Linked DNA regions of Mus musculus: region 1 is linked to region 2. Evidence: chromatin contacts called from ENCODE Hi-C or POLR2A ChIA-PET data. All regions are on one chromosome and are shown on one strand. The core of a region is the stretch at or near the end of the contact, and the rest is flanking DNA. Distances in the headings are between cores, read along the strand shown. Region 1 holds the start of Fam53b (family with sequence similarity 53, member B). Region 2 overlaps Fam53b (family with sequence similarity 53, member B).

Region 1 (2,813 bases), core at 100-2,599, 33 kb before region 2:
CTCTAGGCCTCCCAATAAAAAAAGCTAAGTGCATTAAATTCTATTCTTACAGAGCTTGGAGGCTAAGGTGGTAGTGCTGTGATCAGGTGGCTTTTGGGAAGTGACCGTAAGTGTATTATAGTAGCCTCTGCTTTGCCCATGTGCCTGCCTTCTTTTGACAGAACATGTGGTTCTTATTCCTTTAAAAAAAAAAAAAACATAGCCCTTAACATGTTTCTTAAAAGGAAGTAATGTATTATGGATATTAGCATCTTTGTAGTCTGTGTATTAGCACACTTGGCCTTCTTAGAGTGATTTGATTATGTTCGAATCATCTCTCTGAGGTGAACACACATCCTTCCTTCTGATGAGCATCTTCATCTTATGGCAGAGTCTCTGAAATGAGCTGTAGTTAGTGTGAAATATGTTAGCTTATGCCTTTCTGAAAAGAATAGGTCCAGTGTGGTCACAAACTGAAATATTTCAGCAATAGCCATGAAATCTAATAGTTTCCCAAGTGCACACAAACTCAAAAAGTTAATTGTTCATTTATGTTTGATACTAGGATTGCAACATTGGATTAAAACCAATTAAATGTTCCTCGAAGCAACAGAAAAAGTTTCCTGATTTATGAATAGAACCATTCAAACGGTGCAGACACAATCCATGTAAAGTAATGAGGTGTTTTGTTTTTTTGGCAAAGGGGAACGCAAAACAGGCATAGAGTCTTAAAAAAAACTCTTAAAAATCTTTTTGGATAAGGTTAATAACACACATCAGCAGGAAGGAGTGATGGGAAATCTAGGACTTCATTTCACAAGGAACGTTATCCCCTCCCCCCCCAGGTGAGCTGCACAATGAAAATACTCTGCTTATTCTATCAGGGTTACATTCCTGCACTTGAGTCAACATCCTAAGTTACAGAACTAAACATGCCCTGCCTCTGCTTAGCAACCGCAAATCCTTCCTTCCCCAGTTGCATGTATTTTGGATGTGGCATCTGAAGTACAAATTCCTCAAATTCGATTGCACCCAGAGTCAGGAACAGTGCTTTATTATCCTAAAGTGTGACCGCACCAGAGTCCGTGCCACCTCCCTTTGCGGTCTTGTTCGCCACAGATTCTTTTAAACTGCTAAGCCAAACCCGGAAGCTGGCCATCTGAAGCCCACGAGGCCTGAGTTTCAATCCTGACTTGTGCGGTGCTACTTCCCTGAGCCCCGGCATCCAGGCGTGAGAGGTGCGTGGTGCGGGTTCACTGGACACCCGGCCACACTGACGGAGGCGCGCCGTGGACCCCCCCCCCTCTCCCCGCCCACCGGCGGCTGCGCGCACTGCACCTCGTAGCGGCACGCCGGGCGCCCCGGCCGCGACGCCGCCCGCACAGCGCCACCGAGTTCACGCAGCCGCGGTCGAGCTGCCCGGCGGCAGCAGTGGGCATTGGCGGCCTGGCCGAGGTCGGTTAAAGGGACGAGTTGCAAACAGTTCAGGAAGTGACAAGTCGATTTCCTCCTCCCCGGGAGTCGCTCGGTACAAAGCGCTCGGCGCCGGCCGGAGAGCGTGCGCACGGCGGACGCGGGCGTGCAGCCCGGACGACTTGGCGAGCGCTTGCAGTGACGGCCCGCGTCCGGCGCGCACAGTAAGCGACCCGGCCGGGCAACCGCGCCAGGGGGCTGGTCCGGAGTGGGGTCGGTGCGAGCTCCCCGGCGGCGGCGGCGGCGGGGGAAGTTGGGCTCGCGTGCGCTGCGCTCGCTCTTTCCTTCCTTAATGCTGCTGGCTTTCTTTCTCCCTGTCTCCTTGTTATACGGCGGATCCGGTGGTTTCTACCGGCGCCGACTCTTGCTCGCCCTGGTGCAGGCGTGAGACTTGTCAGCGCGCTGGCGGGGGACGAGCAAACCTAGCGCTGCCGAAAAGTCTGCGCTCCGCCGACCCAGCGGACGGCCGCGGAGACGGCTGCGTCCCGAGCAGCCTCCTCCTTTGAGGCTCAACTTGAGCCCTGGCTTGTGGCAGCAGCGAAGGCGCTGAGCCCCGAAGTTCCGCATCGTTTGCAGACAACTCTTTTGTTCACGGAAGTTTACACCCGCCACCCCTGGGATGCGGGCGCGCAGGGACGACTCCAAGGCTACACGACTGACCCGCGCGGTGTCGATGGGGGTGAGAGGGCGCTCTGCCTAGGGAGGGGGAAGCAGGCGGCGTGGCCGAGGCCAGGGCTTGAGGAGTGGGGGGTCGCCTGTGCCGGCGTGGTTTTTGCACATGGCGAAGAGGGCCGTCCGTCACAGGATACTAGCCTAGTCACATTTTTTTTTTTTTCTTTCTGCCAATCCTTGGTTTGCTAGCCGGTGGGAGTCAGGTTGCCAGCTAGGGGTTTCACTTGGTGGAACCGGGACCAAAGAGACTTGGAAACCCAGAATCCGAAGAGGGTGATTTGAGTTGACCCAAGTGTTTTCTCGACCCCCCCTCCCGCCCCCACATACACAAGCTCCTCTTCTACCCTCAGACTAGGGGAACAGTGCTTGCGGGTGAGTGGGACAAGGGCCTGGAATTGCGTGGGCAGGCTTGTTCTGGACCCTCGCCTTTGGACGCCCCCTGATGCTCCTGACCGCCGGGTTCGTTAACACGTACTGTACTTAGTACCATGGCGAACAAAGAAAAGCTCTTTGCAGCATTTGGTGAATGGGATTCTGCCTCCTATAGGCCACACTCTTGAGTTTTCCATACGGTAAAATTGGGACTCTGGTGTTGGGAAAGTGGCCCCCGTCGTGGGTTGCATTCAGGTCCTGGCCCCATTTGTGCTGCCGCTGCCGCCTCTGCCGCCTCGGTACTTGTCTCGCAGGAG
Region 2 (2,700 bases), core at 162-2,661:
CACCTGTCCCTTATTCTCTGGAAAGAGGTCTTCTTACACTGGTCTAGGTCGCTGGACAGGGACCAGCATTCCCTGATGGGGTTCTTTGAGCCTGTGTTACTTACTGGTCGAAAGAATCCTCGGCAACTTGAGATTGTGCCAAGCTCTGCTGGTCTGGATTAGCCTCTCCAGGTCTATATATACCCAGACTCGAAGAAGCTGCTGCGATTTAGCCTAATTCCATAAGTGTGTGCTGAGCTCAACTTGTTCAAGGGATTGTGCTGAGGCATGTAAAGGGCAGAGACTCTTCCAGCTGATCCCAGAAGCCAGCTCCAGCCACAGCTCCTGGGAGCCACCATGTTGCAGAATAAAGTCTGCATTCAGCGTGGCTCTCAGAGCTCAGGGTCTTTCCAGCTCTCTGTCCTGCAGCATGGCTGCCAGAGTGCATACCATTCCCCATATCGTGTTCTGACTGCTTCATTACAACCGTTTTTAAAGGCCACACAGCCTTCAGCCATACAACTCTACTGTAGTTTATTTAGCCAGTCCCCTGTGAGTGGGCAGCCAGGGTGTTCCTGCCCTGGGCTCCGTGCAGGGGAGGCTTTAATACCCCCCTCCCCCCCACACACACACTGCCCTTCCCCCTGCTCTCAGCTTGTATATAGTGCTGCCACTTTTCAGAGCTGTGAGGGCAGGAGTGAGGCCACATTCCTTTCTTCTCCAGACCTTTGGCCATTTACTGACCACTCGGGTACACAGGTGCTTATAGTACTCCACCCCAAGTGCTGCCTCTGCCAGCTCCCCTTTGTAGGGGCTAAAGTGGGGTTGGAGCTGGTAAGAGTACGGATGCCCATTTTTCAGCTTTGTGCAGAGCTGTGGCTGGAAGGGCTGTCATGTTTCCATGGCAACAGATCTCCATAGTCTTGCTTTTACTGGCCTCCCAGTTTCAGCAGAGGGATGGACCCTGATACAGCCAGGCCCCTGCTGGTGGAATTTAAGTCAGCTGCAAAGGATGACTGGATGTCCACCCCTGGAAAGAGGGTTGGGACTCCTCCATGAAACTGGCGGTAGTAGCTGCTGTCAGTGATTTCTCAGATGAACCGGACACAGAGGAAAACGCTTGACCTCTGCTTCCCTAGGATACAATAACCTTAAGGGCAGCTAGAGTTATTTCTTATTTATCAAGAGGGAAGGAAACTGGGCCCCACAGAGAAATCAATATATTTCAAGAGGGAAGATTCCAACCCAAATATGCTGGTCTTAGGCTCCGAGTTTATGACCACCAAGGCTAGCAGTCACCTCCGAGAAGGAAATGCTGAGTTTACTTCTCAGGCCTTGTGCCAATGGCTGCCTGCCCTAGAGCTGAATTGAGGTTCACACCCAGAAGGTGATGGCTGCCATCAGGCCTCCCCTGCTGAGGCAGCACAAAGGGCCCTTTTGAAGGGCGAATCCAGGGGCACCCCTCCTGGCCTGTTCCTGATCCAAGCCTGCAGGGGGCCAGTGGGCACTTCTGGCCCTGCTGTTGAGCCAGAACTAGGCGGAATGGTTTGACATTCTTTCCTTAAACACATCACACTTGGTTGGGACACACAGTTTGTAGACTGATGTGGTACTGAAGCATGAAGCAGGTCTCCTAGCGCCACGGGGGACTCTTGACCACCACCCCCCCCCCCCCCGCCTCCTTTCCTGAACAGTCAAGCTTTATAAATGCATTGACTACCCTCCTCCCCACCCCTGATTTTGCACTTTGGATGAACCTTGTTTTCGAAGAAGTTAGAAGGTTGGTTTCCTGTGCTCACCAGCCGGCCTGTAATAGCAGAGTCAGGAGCACCACTGTAAAGTCCAGTGGAAGTAAACAGGAGAACATGGCTGACAAGCTGGATGGGAAGTGAATGCCAGGTGCCATCTACTTTCACACAGCAGCTTCTAAAACATTAGTGCTGAACAGTCCGTTTTTAATCACAGATTAGAAGCCGCTTTTCTTTTTCTTTATTGCTATGATTACCGTTATTTTTTAGATTTTGATGGTGATCTTCCAGTCCTTCTGTCCATGTGACTTTCCTTTGAAGGTCAAATCGCAGGCTGATAGGGATGGGGTATTAAGATCAGGGAAGTCACCTTGTAAGGAGTGGCTTTTCAGACCTGTGCAGTGTCTTCCTTTGCTTGGTGGGACGTCATGAACAAGGAGGCTGCCTGATGATCTTTGGCAAGTGATAGTGCCGAGGAGGTCTGGGCAGTCGCTCATAGGTCACTTGGTGTGGCCCACTCTGGGGAAAGGGACAAAACCACAACTGTTAAGGATGGGACACGTGTCTTTAAATAGACCTTCCTGATTTGTTTGTAGCAGTTTTCCTAAGAAGGTAGATGAGGTAAGCCAGTGGCCAGCTCTGCATCCCCTGCCCCCTTTGATATTGGATGTGGGGATGAGGAATATTGATCCTTTGCCAGTCTAAACTTGTCCTAATGTGAGCTCGGTGTGCCTGCAAAAGCCAGCCCAGCCAGTGATAAGATGCTGGATTGCCAGGAACCACATATTGCTAGCACCTCAGAACCTGTGGTCTTGAAGATGTCTCGTGGGTCCAAATTTGTTGCTGTCTCTGGCAGAGCATTGGCTATATTAGATGTCTAAGGCTAGCTGGGGTGTGTGTGTGTTTGTGTGTGTGTGTTTGTGTGTGTGTGTGAGAGAGAGAGAGAGAGAGAGAGAGAGAGAGATCTAAGAAA

The links. Hi-C counts contacts between places; a loop is a spot of excess contacts on that map. ChIA-PET counts read pairs that join two places held with the same protein, here RNA polymerase II (POLR2A).
Region 1: a loop to region 2 is called in a map of heart, with 2.4 times the contacts of the local background. The contact joins the promoter of Fam53b here to the enhancer-like site in region 2. A Hi-C loop is called at or near these places in 7 of 37 maps with a recorded cell type or tissue (gastrocnemius and heart). POLR2A ChIA-PET finds 5 or more read pairs at or near these places in 4 of 5 experiments (Patski and embryonic stem cell).

What each region holds. Positions count from the first base shown.
Region 1 is chr7:132,812,384-132,815,196 of GRCm38, reverse strand. It overlaps Fam53b (family with sequence similarity 53, member B), which reads left to right and starts at 1,349. Exons shown (of 5, transcript NM_001381858.1): 1 at 1,349-1,616.
Region 2 is chr7:132,779,522-132,782,221 of GRCm38, reverse strand. The region is part of intron 1 of Fam53b (family with sequence similarity 53, member B); the gene reads left to right. Among named protein-coding and RNA genes, the nearest start is that of Fam53b, 33 kb to the left of the region's middle. Within about 2 kb of position 1,411, at least 1 of the 3 ENCODE cell types and tissues checked has a DNase peak (open chromatin) inside an H3K27ac peak, as active enhancers do; it is heart, where a contact is called at or near this core.